Regions from separate parts of the Homo sapiens genome. Here region 1 is linked to region 2. The links are chromatin loops, found by intact Hi-C in ENCODE. Cell type or tissue: CD14-positive monocyte. All regions are shown on one strand. Links, peaks and the distances in the headings refer to the core of each region. The heading gives the core; the rest is flanking DNA.

Region 1 (8,000 bases), core at 1-8,000, 740 kb before region 2:
ACTACATTGAAGGTATTATATTTAATACTTAATGCAAAGATCATATTCGTATTTTATGTCGGCTTTCATACTTCTTTTGGGGAGTGTTACAGGAGGAGACCATGTCGTTTCCCTAAAGAAAGCAAGTAGAAGTGTGTTATCTGGAGCCCCCTCCCCAGATAATGACAGGCTCGCTGAGGCACACCTGCTCCTTGTCCCAAAAATGTTGTAAGAGCTTTTCTCCAGGAGTGAAAAAGCTTCACCCGACTTTACATGAAGACGAGCACCTCTAGAAAGGTGAAGGGATAGTCACGAGCAACAAAGCACACAGTGGCATGTCTCTAAAGCAAAGCCCACCGTGGTCTGACTCCTTAAAGGAGGAGGGAACTGTGAGATAAGTTACAGGGAGAGCTGCTCCGAAGCCGCCCCTCATGGACACCCCTCCTGAATCACTGCACAGATGCCTGCTTAGTTCTTTGCTTATCATCGTTATTTTAGTCTTCATCATCATTCTTCAGCTTCTCTGCGCTTTTAACATACCATGTTGGACAAACTATCCATTGTTTTATTTTATTTTAGAGACGGCGTCTTGCTCTGTCACCCAGGCTGGAGTGCAGTGGCGCGATCTCGGCTCACTGCAACCTCTGCCTTCAGGTTCAAGTATTCTCCTGCCTCAGCCTCCCAAGTGGCTGGAATTACAGGCGCCTGTCATCATGCCTGGCTAATTTTTGTATTTTTAGTAGATATGGGGTTTCACCATGTTGACCACACTGGTCTCAAATTCCTGATCTCAGGTGATCCACCCACCTCGGCCTCCCAAAGTGCTGGGAATACAGGTGTGAGCCACCACGCCCAGCCAATATCCATTGTTTTAAAAGTCACTCTTCCTACTAGAAGAGTAAAACAGCATTTTAGAAACAATAATTTGATAAAATAGTAGCAGCAATGCATCTCACGTCTTTCAGGGCCATTGAAAATGTTAGTACTGTGGAATGTAATCATCTTTCAGACTCTCTATTAGAGGTAGCTAAATAATTCAAAAAACAAGATGAACATAATTAGAATTCAGTATAAAATGTGTGCTTTCCCATTAAAGAAAATTTTGTTCAAGGCCTAAAAACAGAAGGAAATTATATCGCAGTTATGAAATGTTACGTCTAAAGTTCATTGTGTCAAACTGGCATACCTAAAATAGGTGGGAAATGCCCCTGAATCCACGGAGAAAAGAAGTATCAGCTTCTCCCAGCCACGCTAGGTGGGGTAACTACAGGGGGCGATGGAGCTTCTCTGCAGTGTTTTTGTTAGCTCCTCTGTTTATGCTCTTGATATCCAAGAGCGTGTCTACCCTGAACTCCTACTCAAATATGTTTAGCCTTTGTTGTATTGCTTCCGATTTCTAAGTGATCCCAGTTCACTCTTTCCCATCATTTTTGGGGCATACTTACCTGTTTCACCTGCCATCTCCATGCCTGGTCACCTGAAGTCAGTGTCTGCAGACCCTGCTTGGGATGGTCTCTGCACTCCTAAGGTGAGCTAGCTCCCTGCTCACCCTGCCCTGCCCTCAACGTCCTCTCGGGCATCTCCCGGCAGCCATGAATGCTCCAGAAGCATTCTAACTCTGCACTCTGTTTCCTCCAGCCTGGGGGCGGGGGCAGGTGAGTGATAATGACCATCACTGTATTTGACTGGCAGTCTTCACACCGCAGGGTTAAAAAATTATTTTTACTAAAATATGCCTGCCTATTCAAGGCTGCTCTTTAAAATAATACATAAGTCCTTTTTTTTTTTTAAATCCTTATTTAAAATTCCTCCAGAATAGGACAACTAGATGACAAGGCAAAGAGGAGCTCTTGAATCTTCACCTGACCCCACTGCCCTCCCCCGAGGAGGGGCTACATCCTTTGGCCCCAACTCCAGAGTTCCAACAGCAGTGAGGTGGCAAGTGCCCCACGCTCAGCGCGGCTAGGAGACTCTTGCTCTCGATTTGTATACGATCATGAAATGAAGCATCTGTCCACACAGGGCAGGCCCCCAGAGGGCCTATGGTGAGCAGGCAGTATCAAGATTCTCTCTTCCCTGGCCTCCTGCTTAAGCATTGCTAGAAGTTTCTTCCCGGGAAGGATGAGGAGTTTATCCAGGCAGCGCTGACAGCCAACGGCAGGACTGATAAAGCCTGTGGCTGGCTTTATCAGTAACACAGCTAAGACGACTTTAAGAGCCCATAAAAATGCTAACAAATATTCCTGCTGACCAACGCATTGCAGCAGTTTCACAATCACAAAATCCTGCCGGTTTATTGGGATTAATTACTAACTAATAGTTAAAATGCTAAAGTTTATGAATGACTTTAAAAAAATACAAATTAGTGTGGATTCAGGGCTATCTTTCACTTAGTAAATATTTATTTGGCAGCTTTTACAGGCCGAGTCCCCCGCCAAGGGCTGGGGCGACAGAGCACCATCTCCCACTTACGCGTATGGAGGTCTGCTTTCTTGAGTGGGAGAGAAAGAAGTGGGGTTTTACTGGGAACTGCGCCCAACCCACAGCCTGATTTATCTGTGCCGCAGCCTGCAATCTAGATAGGCCCCATGGGAGTGCGTCTCGTGTATTTTAGGGGGAAAATAGTTGGGAATTGCTGCTTTACAGAGCTGGGCTTCAGATTCTTGGCGCAGAAGGGAGCCAGCCAGTCCAGATAAGGAGCGGGAACTGAGGTTAACATGTATTCAAGACTGAATTCCTTCTCAGTCCCCGAGCAGTAGCTCCAGAGGGTGACAGCCTCTGCATTACTGCCCTCGTGGTCTCTCCCCACCTTCTTGAAGCTGCCCTCGATGTCAGTTTCAACCTATTTTACTGGTACAGAAATATGGAGGAGTGAGGGGCCAACCCAGCACTCAGTGACTGACACTGCCGGCCCCCACGCTGTCCACCCCACCACGGGCACTGCCACCCTGCCTTCTGCTCTGGTCGGTTTAGTCTGTAGAGACGTTATCAGCATAGCACAAGCTAAAAGGTCCCCCAGGGAGGCCAAACCAAATCAGGTCCTTGATTTAAATGACGATTTAAATCACTCCCTGCTTCATCTGCAGTAATTTTGTTTTATTAGATAAAGCGTTTGTGGGAAGAAAAGGAAATATTTAAGGTTTCCTCCCGCTGTCGTAGGCTAGTTAAGTGTAAACAGAAAAAACCTGTTGGGCTGTGCTGAGGCATTGCACACAATTTGTCATGTGCATCTCCATGAGGACAAAAACACACATCCAGGCAGGCTTCCTCAGCAAGAGAAGTGCCTCTGAGCATTTCCTCAGGACAGGACCTTTCTACTGAAGATCCTGCGGAGGGAGGAAGTTCAGAGTTCATGCCAAACCTGACCCCAGGATCCAGGCAAAGACGGTTCCCTAAGGACACTACCACAGAGACAGTGACCCTCTCATGACGCTTCCTCAAACATGATTGCACACACTCCACACTATTTTCCTACCGAGAAACCACCAGGTGCCTTCCTAAGCTCCCACGCCTGTTGGCTGCAGATCCTGACCCACAGCATGGGCAGAAGCCAACAGCAACCTCCTGCGGCAAGGATCCCAGTGTGCTTGGAGCTGGAGAGGGCCGATTCGGAGGATCCCAGAGTCCTACAGGGGCTTCAGACAGGAGATTCCGAGGGGGAGTAGAGCTGTGAGCACAGGGTATCACTGACCAGTGAGGAAGAGGGTGTTTTCCCCACGGGATCCCGAACGGCACAGTGTCAGTGTCTGCTCAAGGAACCATTAACCCCAGGGATGCAAAAGATCTACTACTTATGGCTGGAATACGGAATATTCAAAACCAGATGGACAGTTAGGTCGATAGATAAGACAGATAGATAAGATTAGAGAAATAAGATAGATTACATTGATAGAGATAGATTTAGACAGACACAAATACTTTCTTTTTGTTCAACTGTTAATCATCCAAACTACTTTTATCTCAAAATGAAATACAGCAAACCCAGTGAGCAAAGGAGGATGGAGCTGTAGGGGATCTTTATTTTTATTTAAATAGAAGTTTTTTCTCCCTTGGGGTTTTGTTTATCTGTCCATACACATCCATAGAAAAATATTATTCTTAGAGTCCTGAGGCTGTTCACATTTGTTTGCACAGACTTTAAAGGGCAAATAAAAGACAAGCAGAGATATTTTTCAGACATACTGTTGTACTTAGATGATGTGTTTAGATCCCTCCTTCTAGTTCAGGAGCAATTTGTTCATTCATTACTGTCCAAAAAGTACTTTCAAAATATTCTACTAAATTTATCAAAGATAATTTTTTTTTTTAAAAAAAGCTCCTAACTTCTCAAATAAACTCGTACCAAATCCTTTCCAATAGCCACAGTAATACTCACATGACACTGAAATGACCCTCAGGACACCAGGGGCTGTGACAAGAGTAAGTCCCCAGAGTAAGGCGGGATTCTGCTGGCATGGCCCGCTCCCACAGCCTCCTGCCCACATCCAGCTGTTCAAGCAGGCACGAGGCAGGACTGCGAAGCTTCCTGAGGTTCTTGAACACTGAGGATCTGGAGCATTTGAGAACTTGAACTTCAGATCCCTCAAAAGAAGGTTCTGCAAACTTTCTGGCTACTTAGCAGGGTGGCCTTTACCAGCACTCAGTTGCTATCCTTGTCCCTGCCTCCCGAGGTGCCTCCACTGCTGCCAGCCTCCCCCACCCCAGCCTCCATCCACACCGCTGCTGCCAGCCTCCCCTCACCCCAGCCTCCACCCACACGGCTGCCACCAGCCTCCCCTCACCCCAGGCTCCACCCACACCACTGCCGCCAGCCTCCCCCACCCCAGCCTCCATCCACACCGCTGCCACCAGCCTCCTCTCACCCCAGCCTCCACCCACATGGCTGTTCCTCCAGGTAAGCTCTCTGGATGACCCACAGGAGAATCACTGGGGCGCTGGCGAAAACTGCATTTTTCAGGGGGCAGGTTTCATCATCTCTGTATTCTATCCCCAGAGATTTCATCCTAAAAATGTCATAGGATCGTATGACTATCTTGTTTCAAAGTCTCCACTCACTTCCTGTTTCATAAAGAACAAAGTCCTAACCCCATTACAGTGGTCCCAATTACACCCCAAGCTACATCTCCTGCCAGTTCTCATCCTCCTGAATCGCAGCCTCTTATTCTGGTCACACACAACCATTTCACTCTTTTTTTTTTTTTTCTTTTTTTTGAGACGGAGTTTCGCTCTTGTTGCCCAGGCTGGAGTGCAATGGTGCGATCTCAGCTCACCAAAACCTCCACCTCCCAGGTTCAAGCGATTCTCCTGCCTCAGCTTCCTGAGTAGCTGGGATTACAGGCATGCGCCACCACGCCCAGCTAATTGTGTTATTTGTAGTAGAGACAAGGTTTCTCCATGTTGGTCAGGCTGGTCTCAAACTCTTGACCTCAGGTGATCCGCCCGCCTTGGCCTCCCAAAGTGTTGGGATTACAGGTGTGAGCCACCAGGCCCGGCCTCATTTCACTCTTCTGTGCACTTATGTATGTTGTACCCATGGACATAGAATGTTCTTCCCTCTCTGTTTGACTGGAGAACTCTTCCTCACCCTTTAAGTCCTGGCTTGAATGAACACTGTGCAGCCTCCCATTGCTATCTCTGTGCCCCTCAGCTGCCTGAGCCTCCGGTATCGGCACTTCTGGCCCCGCAATGTTACATCCTCTTTACATCACTGCTGTCCCTAGAAGGACCCCCTAGTCGTGCGTGGCTGGGGTGGCATTCAGCTGACAAGGTTGAACGTATGTGCTGAGCTTCTACGAGGCACCCTGTCCTGTGATAGGGGCTGAGGATACAGCAAAGAACAGACCTTAGTTCCAGCCTAACAAAGCTTACAGTATTGTGGAGAAGACAGACAAAAAATGTAACACCAGATACTAACGTAACCCAAATCAGGAGGCCCTGACCTGGTCTAGGGGTCAGAGAATGCCTCCCAGACAGTACTGGCATTTACCTTTGCATTTCTAGCACAGCGCCTTGCACTCTGGAAGGCTCTGAGTCAGTTTTCTTAGGTGAAGTGTCACTCAAATGCTAAAGACCCTCAAATATTCAGCCCAGACCCCTGGACCCACAGACCCAACTATTAGACATCTCTTACTAGTGTATCCCACAGACATAGGAGCCCAAAATTAAACATATTTCCTCCTAAATCACTCTACCTACCCAGATTTACGGCCTCCATAAAAGGCACTGCCTGGCTGACCACACAATCAGCCTGGAAGTTATGAATAACTCTTCTCTCTCTTATTACATCCTGTGCCCAAAGGATTGTCCCAGCTCTGTTGATTCCGCCTTCTGGATTCTGACCGCATTATTTCCTCTCCATCCCCCCTCCACCGCCACTGCCCTAAGTCAGTCCTCATCACTTCTCATTTTGACCATTTTGACCCAGGTCCCAGGAGTGATTTTTCTAATGTACAAATCTGATTCTATCACTTCCCGGTCACAATCTCCAGTGGGCTCCTTCTTGCCAATAGGTTAAAATCTAAATTCTGCTGCACGCTGTCCGGGATCCTCGATAACCTGGCCCTGCCTTCCTCTCCACTGCCCCCCCGCTTCCCCGACCTGTATGTGCGTCAGGACTGAACCTCTGCAGTCACGATTTCTCCAATGATAGACCACGGCCTCTCTGGGAATGGGGCGGGCCCCCTGGACCTGGGTCTACTAGCATATGGACTCAGACCTAAAGATCAGGGTGCCTGGTGCATCTTACTTGGTAACAAAAAAAGCCAAATCAAAATGTTCTTGTGTTGAAAGGGGCACATTATCTGCACTAAAACATACCCTGCATCCAGTTGCAAACGTACAGTAGGAAACTCTTGGGAGCCAAGAAGTGTCCTGTATTGTGACTGTGGTGCTGGTTTCATGGGGTTATGCATCTGTCAAAACACACCGTATCGTGCACTTTGAGTGCAGTTTGTTGTACATAAATTATACCTCATAAAGTTATTTAAAAAGTTCCCTCTGTCAACACTAGCTTGCATGGATTGTCATACTGTCACCTAAAATGCTCTATCCTTGCCTATCTGCATGTAAATCCTACTTTTTTTTTCACTGCCCCCAAAGCCTTTCCTGACTCCCCCACGTAAACGTGACTGCCACTTCTCTTGTTTCTCATAGTTTCAGTCATCCCTCCCCATCCTTGGTGGTGAAGCCTCCTAATTCCCTTGGTGGGAATTTGTAGTTAAGGAACTTAACACTTCATAGAAATAACAGGCTATGGGTGGTGAGGTCTCCAGGGACTAGAGCACAGAACTGTCTTCATTCTGGTACTCCCTGCACCCAGGAAAGTGCTGGGTATAGAGTAGGTGTTCAATCAATATTTGAGGAACAAGGAGATGGGAAGATCTGGAGTTGATACACTCAGTACATTAGGCTTAGCTGATTCTTACTTGAGGAAGACAGACTGAGCTATTAGTAGTGACTTCAAATGGGATAGGGACAATCTTGCAGTAACCTTGCTGGTGAGAAATCTAGGAAAACCCCAGCATCTGTTAAAAAGTCGCTCTTTGATAACTGCTGTGTCCCCGTCCCAAGGTAATCATTTTAAAGTCAAATAAAAAACATGTATGATTTGGATATTTCAAGTCTCTTTTTCAAAAGCACTATCTCTGTTTATGAAACTGATGAGCTGTGTTGCTTAAGCTCTGCTAACTAAGAAAGTAGTGTTTTACACTGGCTGGGCGCGGTGGCTCACTCCTGTAATCCCAGCACTTTGGGAGGCTGAGGCAGGCGGATCACCTGAGGTCAGGAGTTCGAGACCAGCCTGACCAACATGGAGAAACCCCGTCTCTACTAAAAATACAAAATTAGCCGGGTGTGGTGGCGCATGCCTGTAATCCCAGCCACTCGAGAGGCTGAGGCAGGAGAATCGCTTGAACCTGGGAGGCAGAGGTTGCAGTGAGCTGAGATCATGCCATTGCACTCCAGCCTGGCCAACAAGAGCAAAAACTCTGTCTCAAAAAAACAAAACAAACAAACAAAAAAAA
Region 2 (12,026 bases), core at 1,871-9,870:
GTGATAACTGCATTAACATTGTGGATATACTAAAAACCAGTGAACAGTATACTTAAAAATGGTTAAAATGGTTAATTTTATGATATATGATTTTTGTCTCAGTTTAATAAAAAACAAAAGCTGCTGAACAACTGAAAACAGGTTAAACACTATACTGAGAATACAGAAACAGTGACACCAGTCTTTCCAGGTTCTGTTAAACTTACTATCAAAGACATCTTTCATTTAAGAAGATTTTCTTCTCAACTGAGCTTTTGAGTTTGCATTTGGCAAATAAAAATGTTAAAGTTTTAGTTCTACTCTTAACAGAGAGAAAAGACTGCCTACACATTTTCTGACCTGTTAAGTAGCTACTTGTTTGCACCAAGATTCTCATGTCTTTACAAATACAGAGGCTAACGCATTCTTATAGAAGAACATCACCACTACTTTCGTAGATCAGTAATTTCTTACAGGACTCTACAGGGGAACATGTTTTACAAAGTTCTGGTGACATATGTTTAACACAGGAGTAAGTAAATTTTCCTGTTAAGGGCCTAATAGTAAATATTGTAGGCTGTATGTATCATACAGTCTGTTGCAATTATTCAACTCTGCCATTATAGTGTGAAAACAGCCATAAATAATATGGAAGCAAGTGAGTGTGGCTGTATGCCAGAAAAACTTATTTATGGACACTGAAATTTGAATTTCATGTAGTTTTCGTATCATACAAAATACTCTTCTTTTGACATTTTCCCCAAACATTAAAAAATATAAAAACCAGCCAGTCATGGTACTCGTAAATGTAATCCCAGCATTTTGGGAGGCTAAAGTAGGAGGATCACTTGAGGCCAGGAGTTTGAGACCAGCATGGGCAACATAGTGAGACCCCACCTCTACAAAAAAAAAAAAAAAAAAAAAGCTGGACATGGTGGCACATGTCTGTAGTCCTAGCGATTCAGAAGGCTGAGGCAAGAGGATCACTTGAGCCCAGAAGTTCAAGGCTACAGAGAGCTATGATTGTACCACTGCACTCAAGCCTCGGTGACAGAGTGAGACTTTCTCTCAAAAAATTAAAAACAAAACCAAAAACCATACTTATGTCATGGGCTGTACAAAAATGGGCACCAGGCTGAATTTGGCCAAGAAGCATAGTTTGCTACTCCATTTAGAATACGACAGAATGGGCCAGGTGTGGTGGCTCACACCTGTAATCCCAGCACTTTGGGGGCCGAGGTGGGCGGATCACTTGAGGTCAGGAGTTCGAGAGCAGCATGGCCAACATGGTGAAACTCCATCTCTACTTAAAAAAAAAAAAAAAAAAAAAATTAGCCAGGCATGGTGGTGGGAGCCTGCAATCCCAGCTACTCAGGAAGCTTGAGGCAGGAAAATCACTTGAACCTGGGAGGCGGAGGTTGCAGTGAGACAAGACTGAACCATGCACTCCTGCCTGAAAGACAGAGTAAGACTCTGTCTCAAAAAAAGTAATGATTGGTAAGTTAGTAAATAAAATATATAAAACATTTCATATACAAATTATAAATTTTATAGTCCCCAAATCTAAAGTTATATATTTAACCTCACAATCAGGTTTGATATTGTTTGATCTTAAGTATATATATGTACATGAGCATTTATTTTCATAAATGTTAAGTGGAAAAAAACAAATGAGGTTAGCTCAAATCTAATTCACAAACAAAATCTCTCTAATCCATCCACTTTGGCCTTCTCTCTTACAACTCCTTATTTCAGACTATTAGTCATTTCCCTTAGATTACTTCAATACCTTTTTAACTGAGTTTTCAACATTTAGTCTTTCCTCAGAAATCCATTCTCCACTCTGCAGTCAGAAATAATCTTTCTAAAATTTAAGTCTGTAGGTGTTGACATACATGATAGCTACCCACTTTTAAAACAGTCCCCTCAGTGCTCTACATTAAAGTCTAAGCTTTCCTTTTGTCCCTTATCCCTTGCCTTGTCCTTTTCCTACTTCCAAACTTGACAAGATACTCAAAATCATGCATCTTCATATATAACACTATCTTAGTCTTTCCCTAATTCTTTAACACCATATCCCTAACCTGTCCAAACTTGATTAGGTACCACTCTTACATGCTTTCATTAAGTACCTATCCCTAAAATAAGTGTTTTCTATTGTATTGTAACTGTTTGCTTTATTTGTTTGTTCCCCTTCCCTTGGTAAGTTCTTTAGAGACAGGGACTGTGTTTGACATAACAATAATATTCAATATCTAGGATCTAGAAAACAGTCTGGAACATAGAAGAGACTTGAATATTTGCTGAATGAACCCATGAATTGTTATGGGGTTGAACTGTGTCCCTCAAAAAGATATGTTGTGGTTCCAATCTCTAGTACCTTACAATATGAATTTTTTTGGAAAAAAAATTAGTTAAGTAATTAGTTAAGATGAAGTCATCCAGGAGCAGTGTGGGTCCTTAACCCAATGACTGCTGTCCTTTTAAGAACAGAAGACACAGGCTGGCACAGTGGCTCACACCTGTAATCCCAGCACTTTGGAAGGCCAAAGCAGGCAGACCGCTTGATCTGAGGAGTTCTAGACCAGCCTGGGCAACATGACAAAACCTCGTCTCTACAAAAAATACAAAAAAATTAGCCAGCATGGTGGTGTGTGTCCATGGTCCCAGATACTCAGGAGGCTGAGGCGGGAGAATCACTTGAGCCCAGGAGATGGAAACTGCAGTGAGCCGAGATTGTGCCACTGCACTCCAGTCTGGGTGACAGAGTGAGATTCTGTCTCAAAATAATAATAATAATAATAACAACAAGGATTGGCAAGAATATGAAGAGATCACAATTCTCTTACACTGATGGTGGGAATGTAATATGGTACAGCTATTGGAAAATAGGCTGGCAGTTCTTCAAATGGTTAAACATAGGATTAGCATATACACATGGTAATTTCACTTCTAGGTATATATCTAAAGGAAGTAAAAACAGATATTCAAACAAAAACTTGTACATGAATATTCTTCGTAGCAGCTCTATTCACAACAGCCAATGGTAGGAACAGTCCAAATGTCTACCAATCGATAAATGGCTAAACAATTGTGTTTATACATACACACACACACACACACACACACACACACACTGGAATATTACTCAGACTTAAAGAGGAATGAAGCATGAACATTTGCTACAACATGGACGAACCTTGAGAACACTATACAAAGTGAAAGAAGCTAGTAATAAAAGACCACATATTAAATGACTCTATTTAGATGAAATGTCCAGAATAGAAAAACCTATAGTGACATAAACAGATTAGGGGTTGCACAGGAGTGGGGGGAATGTTTGTATAGAAAAGTGATTGCTACAGGGTGCAGAATATCTTTATCATGTGATAAAATTATTCTAAAGTTGACTGTGGTGATGGCTGCACATACCTGTTGTTAAAGCAAACTAAATATGGCCCGAGAAGGACTTTGTACTTCTAATTTGAGTCTGTGTGGACTAATTGCAACCTAACTTAACAGGTAGACAAGACTGAAAACCTAACTTAGGAGTATGCCCGTAACAACTGCTGAGTCTTGGCCAATCCCAACAGCCAAATTTCTATCTTTTTTCTTTTCTTTTCTTTTTTTTTTTTTTTTTTTTAGACAGGGTCTCACTCTGTCACCCAGGCAGGAGTGCAATGGCGTGATCTCGGCTCACTGCAACCTCTGCCTCCCGGGTTCAAGTGACTCTCCTGCCTCAGCCTCCCTAGTAGCTGGGATTACAGGCGCCCGCCACCGCGCATGGCTAATTTTTGTATTTTTAGTAGAGACGGGGTTTCACCATGTCGGCCAGGCTGGTCTCAAACTCCTGGCCTCAGGTAATCTGCCTGCCTCAGCCTCCCAAAGTGCTGGAATTACAGGCGTGAGCCACTGCGCCCAGCCCTCACGGCTGTATTTCAACCACTCATACATTGCTGAGTGTTCAAATAAGGCAAACAGCAAGCTGTAACCAATCCAGTTGTTTCTGTACCTCACATCTGGTTTCTGTATGTCACATCCCTTTTTCTTATCTATAAATCTGTTCTGACCATGAGGCATCCCTGGAGTCTCTCTGAATCTGCTGTGATTCTGGGGACTGCTCAATTCACGAATCGTTCATTGCTCAATTAAACGCCTTTAAATTTAATTTGGCTGAAGTTTTTCTTTTAACACTGTGAAGATGCTAAAACCAGTGAATTATACACTTTAGATGGGTAGGTATATAATATATTCAGTAACACTGATAGAAAAAAACCTAAATGTACATTTTTAGTATGCACATACAAAAAAAAAATATTTCTGATTAATACTCTGACTTGGCACGTTATGCCATGCAGAGAATCAATCAAGTCCCCAAAGGTCTTCTAATATTTAATATGATAAGCACAAAATATTCTATAAACAAACTTCAAAAATTCACTGAAGGATAGAAAGCAGACTTTAAGGACTACTGAAAGCCTATGACTTGATTATGTAATCAGAATCATACTTTTAAGTTTTAATATCTAGATATTCATCTCTACACAGAATAATTTGCCATCTATTTACTTTTTTATTGAAAAGTTGGAGGCATTTTTAAAAATAAAATTCCTTGAATATATCACAATCACAGATTTTGTAACTTCTGTGCAAATATGAGCCTCATTACACTTAAGAAAGCCAGTTAGTGCTACTATCCTCCCAATCTTTTGTAGCAGAAAGCCTAAGTCAAACCCTTCTGAAACATCAAGAATCTATTGAGATAGAAGACATTTCAGAGTCAATCTAGTTATATGTCAAATACAACAAATATATTTCTCAACTTTTTCAAATGTACTTTCTTATATAATTTCAACAGATTTGTTTTTCGCAACCTTAGTAGGCCTGGCAGTTATGACTACCATAATCATATGAGGAAATTAAGGCTCAGGAGTCACATAACAGAAACACCTGTTACTGTTTAGCAGTATCACTCATATAGCATGTTGATCTACAAATCTACTTTGATCCACTACAACTTTTGTTATTTTTCCCCTCAGTTTTGAATCTACTGGCTTATATTTCCTCCCTAATTACTTCATTACATGTTTTAATAAAAAAGTCAGATTGTATTAGTACCTAGTCATACATTTCGGGCAAAAAGAAATGATTGAATTTGCTGTGCTGTAACAATAAACCTAGTTCAGCTTCTCACCCTTTATCTCCCATCTATTCTAGACACAAACCTTATCACTCTAATAGAGTTATCAATTTTTTTTTTTTTTTAGACCAAGTCTTGCTGTCACCCAGGCTGGAGTGCAATGGCGCTATCTCAGCTCACTGCAATTTCTGTCTCCTGGGTTCAAGTGATTCTCCTACCTCAGCCTCCCAAGTAGCTGCAACTACAGGCACATGCCATCATGCCCAGCTAATTTTTGTATTTTTAGTAGAGACTGGGGTTTCACCATGTTGGCCAGGCTGGTCTCAAACTCCTGACCTCAAGTGATCCCCCAGTCTTGGCCTCCCAAAGTTCTGGGATTACAGGCGTGAGCTATCACGCCCAGCCAACTTACTGACTTCTATCAACATTTTTTTTTTTTTAACAAAACTGAATGTAAACTCCAGGTGAGGCACAACTTTTTGACTTGGTATATCCCCAATACCTAGTATAGTGCTTGGTCACAGTTTATAATTAATAAATATTCACAAATACACAGATGAAACTTATTCAGTAGAAAATACACCAAGTAAAATTAACTTTTCTCCTATGAAACCTAACTCATTTATGTCAATAACTTCTATTCTATTCTTCAAACCCTGATACACAGAATTCAGAATATAGAAAACTGAGGACTACTTTAGCAATCTAAGCTATTGTGGGTTTTTTTGTTGTTTTTTTAAGACAGGCTTTCACTCTATTGTCCAGGCTCGAGTGCAATGGCACAATCTAGGCTCACTGCAACCTCCACCTCCCCGGCTCAGGCGATCCTTCTACCTCAGCCTCCCAGTGGCTGGGACTACAGGCATGCATCACCACAGCCAACTATGCACCACCACGGCCAACTAATTTTTGTATTTTTTGTAGAGATAATGTTTCATCATGTTGCCCAGGCTAGTCTTGAACTCCTGAGCTCAAGCAATCTGCCTACCTCGGCTTCCCAAAGTGCTGGGATTACAGGCGTGAGCCTACAGGCCCAGCCTATTATTGGTTATTCACAAGAAAGAAGTATGTAATAGGTAAAAATTTGCCCTTTTCCACTTGCATACACATAGACACGCGTACAAACAATATATTCATTGTTTACATAATAGTGTTTATCAATACTAAAAAGGAAGATTCTGGATGCCTGGTGCTGCTTCACAATTATTATTTCCTAATCAGTTCAAAGTTTCATAGATGTTATTTTAAGCCTTTATCATCCTTAAAGGCCATCTTTCATTCTACACACCCCCCCAAGAAGATGACAACTCATATTTCATAGACAATAACCACAGCCTACTATCAGTACCAGTACTATCTACTGTGCTAAGCAATCTGTAAGAGGGTAATAGTATCTCTTTTACAGAGAACAAAATAATTGAAGTACAGAGAAATTAAGTGAATTGCTCAAGATCGTATGGCAATAACTAGGGCAAGGATGTGAACCCAAGACTTTGCTTCCAAAACCCATCTTGCTTCCCTTACCTCAGGAGAAAACCTTCCCTATCAAGACTTACCATTATACCATGTCACAAGCCCATTGAATCCTGGATATTACTCTACCCTATCCACCACCACCCACCATGATTTCTACTTCTCTCTCTCTTCCTCTTGCTCCTTCCAAAAGCCTATAAACAGATAAAGTCTCTTTCACCATTAAAATACAACAATATAATAGCAGTAAAAACACATATCAGCAGTCAGAAGTTTGCCTCTTAATTACCAACCGGAAACTCTCTGCTCTGAGATGAGACAGGATTTGGGAGCAGGAGAAACTAAGTAGCAATTGATTTGTCCTTGGATCAAAAATTGATTTGTCCAAGACAACAGCTTCACTCTATTTGATCAATTTGCCTTTCCTTCCATTGTACTACGGTGTTTGGCATCTCAGCATTCATGTAAATCCTATTCCTGCTTCTTAGAATGGCCTCTCACCATTCTTCTACCTTCTCTTTTTGACAGTTCATACAACAGCTCTTTTTGTGAAATCTTCCCTAATCCATAGCAGGGTTATCCATTGTTCCTCCACTCTCCTTAGTGCTTGTCTCCATTACAATACTCACCATAATGTAATTATAATTCTTTGTTTACATATTAATCTTCTATATTAGAGGTAGTTTTCTGAAGACAGGGAATATGATTATTCACCTTTACTTAGTATCAAGCTCTGGGCATGGGACATAGCAGGGATTCAGAAAATGTTGCATTTACTGGCACTGAGATTTATTTTGTATTTAGGATAGTGCTACAGATAAGGATGAAATTATACAGATGTACTAGATTAAAATATTTTAAGGAATATAAAGCAATAAAAATAATAAGCAAGTACATTAATTGAATTTATGAATTTATAAGTAGAATAACCACTAATAAACAAAATTTTATCATTCATATCAATTGAGAAGAATCAGCTCAGAAAAGGCAAAGATCATTATACAGTGAAACCAATCAGATAAAATGTCATGGAGGAAGACCGTTAAGTATATGGATTGACTGGATAGCAGAAAAGCTTATAGTGGAGGTACAGTATTATATAACATTTACAAATGGATAGGAATACAGGAAAGGATGTGGCATATGTGCGAGATAATGAAGAGAACTGATTTAACTAAAATAGAGTGCTTGGATGAAGATGAAGAATAGCAAAGATTAAGAATTTGTACTTGCTCTGATATCAGCAAACTGGTATCTTAAGTTCCTTATACCAAGAAAGGATAGCAAGAAAGCTCAACAAGTTTAAGTGAAATAAAAAAATAAATTCACAATGTAAATTACTTCTGGAATATAATGCAAGGTGTGCAGTAAGGAAGATGTGAAATCAGAGTTGTGGCAATGGGAATGAAGAAGGCTTGCATCTAAGAGGTATTCTGAAGCAAGAACCTTATAAACTGGAAGTAGTGGAAGCAGCGAGTAAAAAACAAGAAATCAAATATACCTCTTAAGTTTTCTACAATTTTAAACAAAATAAAGGAGGAAATTACCCAATAAACAGTCGACCCTATGCTCAAAGGAAAAAAAAAAAGAGAGAATGTAAATTACAACGCATCAGGGGAAGAAAGGGGAATAATAAGAGACATGAACTGGGAATGATGATACAGAACTCTGAAAGGCAAAGCAGATGAGCTTTCTAAGGGCATAAATGTAGAATAATGATTAGGGTACTTATCAGAATCATCTGAAGGCATAAAAAAATTTCTCCTGCCCCCATTCAGCCCAAATTGAGAGTCAGTGCTTCAGGGATTACAATTATATTGTGTATTAGAATCTGGGTGAGTATTAAGAAGAGGTTAATAAATTTAACAGTAAGGCCTCAGGCCAGACACTTGTAGACATACACCTAATAATAATAACTGACAAAATACCATCCCAATTACAAAGCCAGAAGTAACTTGAGAGTTACACACTTTCTCCATAAACAATAGCTGTCATTTTTACTGGGTATGAAACCTCAAACTTCATATGAAATTAAACTAATTGTCCAAAGTAGCTCCATATCCATCAACAACAGAATCACATACAAATATACAACAAGGATATTGAAGGAATATTCACAGCAATAAATAATTATAATTAATCTTTGACTCCAAAGATTTCTCCCAAGCCTTTATGAAGAGGTAAAATTTGGTCTACCTAAAGCAAAATGTTTCCTATCAGTTTTTAATAATAAACATTTCTGGCTCATGCCTGTAATTCCAGCACTTTGGGAGGCAGAGGTGGGCAGATCACAAGGTCAGGAGATCGAGACCATCCTGGCTAACACAGTGAAACCCCATCTCTACTAAAAATACAAAAAATTAGCCAGGTGTGGTGGCGGGCACCTGTAGTCCCAGCTACTTGGGAGGCTGAGGCAGGAGAATAGCGTGAACCCAGGAGGCAGAGCTTGCAGTGAGCCGAGATGGCGCCACTGCACTCCAGCCTGGGCGACAGAGCGAGACGCCGTCTCAAAAAATAAATAAATAAATAAAAAATTAAAAATAAACATTTCCATTCTGTTCAGCTATCAAAATCTAAATAAGCAATTGATAATTACATCTTCTATATCAAAATTCAATTAAATTACATCACTAAAAATGAAATAATGAGATACTATGAGCTTCTCGGTGCAATATAACATATACAGCACCACATATTAAGTATCCTTGCAAAAAATGTTTAGCCTAAATTTTATCAAGACTTTTGAACAGTGGTTCTCAAACTTTTGTCTCAGGACCCCTTTATACTCTTAAAATTAACATTATTGGGGACCTCAGAGGGATTTTGTCTATGTGTGTTACATCTATTAATATTTACCGTGGCAGATGGTAAACCTGAGAAAGTTTAAAAATGTTAATTCATTAAAAATTATAACTCATTATGTTACAAATATATATTTAAAATTAAAAAGTCAGTATTTTCCAAAACAAGAAAAATTTAGTGATAAGACTGGTATTGTTTTACATTTTTGTAATCTTTTTAAATATATGGTTTAATGGAAGACAAAGGAATTTTTTTTTTTTTTTGAGACAGAGTCTTACTCTGTCACCCAGGCTGGAGTGCAGTGGCACAATCTTGGCTCACTGCAACCTCCATCTCCCGGGTTCCAGAGATTCTCGGGCCTCAGCCTCCAAAGTAGCTAGGATTACAGGGGTGCACCACCACGCCTGGCTAATTTTTGTATTTTTAGTAGAGATGGGGTTTCACCATGTTGGCCAGTCTAGTCTCATACTCCTGACCTCAAGGGATCCACCTGCCTCGGCCTCCCAAAGTGCTGAGATTACAGGCATAAGCCACCACGCCCGGCCCTACAAATGAATTCTTTTATATGCTTCTGTATGTACTCTGCTGCAATATCATATGTGCAGTATCATATAGCCTCTGGAAAACAACAACGTACACTCTTGGGTGAATGCGAGTAAAAAAGACAAAATTATTTTTACATTGTTAACCTACCCCAACCATTTTAAGGTAAACTTCTCCTTACAGAAATATAGAAGAATAAACTAGTTAAATGACACCACGAGGAAAATTCAGAATGTGGAACATTCCTCGAAATAATCTAATTTTCTCAATAAATCTCTGACATGCATGCAGAAAAAGAAAGTAAAAGCAATAGTTCTAGATTAAGAACTACAACAATAAAATATATTTTGTGGACCTTGATGGAGCCTATTTTGAACACTGTCAACGGACATTTTTGAAACAATGGAGAGAATATCTGAACAGGTTCAGGGTATTGGATGATGCAGAAATGATTGTTAATTTTTTCAGGCATAATATGGTTATGTAAGAAAATGTATTTTAGAGTAGCATAATGAAGCATGTAGTGATAAAGTAAAATGAATCATAACAACTACCTTTCAGGTTTCAATTAGACAGCTGTAGAAAATATCTCTGTCAGCAGACATGAACTACCATGAGTAATTTAAACTACAATAAGGTATTTATTTATGCCTTAAATATGGTAGGTACTAATATATAAGATTTAATAAATCAACTCAAGTCATTCAGAGAAAAGTCAGTGAACAAATTAATTTGACAAAGCATCTTGAATTAAAAACATTACTTTTAACTCTGACCTATGTGGTGGGAGACAACAGGAGTTTAGCTGAATTAATAGGGGGTTAAAAAGTAGGTAATGAGGGTGTGTTTTTAAACATAATAAAGATTTAAATGAATGCAAGGTGGGTACAGGATAAACTAGTGGTTCTTTGATCTTTATCTTTCACTGTATCATGAGCAATAGCCTTACACATACCTCAACACCACCCCCCCAACCCCAACAGTTCACTCAGTATGCCTTCCACTATTGTCCTCTTTTACATGGTTTGATGTCATCCACCTTGGGATTCTTTGTTAGATATGCCCCAAGTTCAACAATCAGTTAGGGGAAGACTTACACTGGTCACGCGACGGTAGATCTGTGCAGCATTTTGGCACTCCGAGTAAGGATATTCAGATGTAGCCATCTCAAGCATGCACATCCCAAAAGCATAAACGTCAACGGATTCATCATATTTCTCCTCATACATCTCAGGGGCCATGAACTCTGGGGTACCTTAAATTAAAAGAACGATTCAGACTCAATGCGAGCAGAAGCTTCAGACGTTACTCACCGGGGTGAGAAGCAGAGGGGTTGACCTGTGAGAGAGAAGAAATTGGAATGGGGAGAAAAAAGGAAAGGGGGAGAAAAGAGGAAGGAAATCTTCTCAGTCAGTCTGTTCCATCAAATATCTCATAAAAGATCTTCCACTGCAAGGCCTTTATATGAAACTGGAATAAGGTCAAGGATCTATTTATTGATTTACTGTGTAAAATGAATTTCTTTATACAATATGCCAAAATAAAACCTTGGCTAAGATAATAAACTAATATAATTCATATTGAAAACAAATAGAAGGAAAAGGAAAGACACTATGCAAGGAACAAAGCAAATATAATGGTACATCTGTAAGATAAGATGATGGGTTTAAAAAGATCAAAATACTTGTGTGCCCACTAATGTATGGTAGCTGTAGGGTTAATATTTACAGCTACACTCTTGGCATTAACACTCAATCTAATTAGTTTCACTTTTTAAGAAGGCCTTGCAGTGAAAAACCCGATATTCAATACATTTTTTAAAAAATGAAATAAAACGTAATTGTCTCCAAAGGCCACTCACCAGAGCCCTTTTCTTCACATACTTACCATCCCACCTGCAGTACACAAATAAGCCTACTACAGACACAAGAAATGTAGTGAGGGACATCCTACAGGCAAAAAGACAAACACACACACACAAATATAGAACCCAAATACAGACTGATTTATGAGCACAGTGTGTGATCCCACAAGACTAGGTTTTGTAATGCTTCCAGAAAATTAGGTCTGCATACCTCAAATTATTAGG

Evidence for each region. A loop is a pair of places that touch in the nucleus more often than their neighbours do. Peaks named below come from ENCODE experiments on the same cell type or tissue, not always from the same donor. Only the 100,000 strongest peaks of a DNase experiment are listed, where the experiment ranks them.
Region 1: a loop joins it to region 2, with 4 times the contacts of the local background. A loop is called at or near these places in 2 of 110 quality-filtered maps.

The regions. Positions count from the first base shown.
Region 1 is chr12:1,571,196-1,579,195 of GRCh38, reverse strand. All of the region lies in intron 1 of FBXL14 (F-box and leucine rich repeat protein 14), which reads left to right. Among named protein-coding and RNA genes, the nearest start is that of FBXL14, 19 kb to the left of the region's middle. In CD14-positive monocyte, for the core only: no CTCF peak of the experiment used is centred there; no DNase peak of the experiment used is centred there; H3K27me3 peaks cover 772 bases.
Region 2 is chr12:829,169-841,194 of GRCh38, reverse strand. It overlaps WNK1 (WNK lysine deficient protein kinase 1), which reads right to left. Exons shown (of 28, transcript NM_018979.4): 4 at 11,035-11,192. Among named protein-coding and RNA genes, the nearest start is that of WNK1, 83 kb to the right of the region's middle. In CD14-positive monocyte, for the core only: no CTCF peak of the experiment used is centred there; a DNase peak (open chromatin) is centred at 4,884; H3K27ac peaks cover 1,063 bases.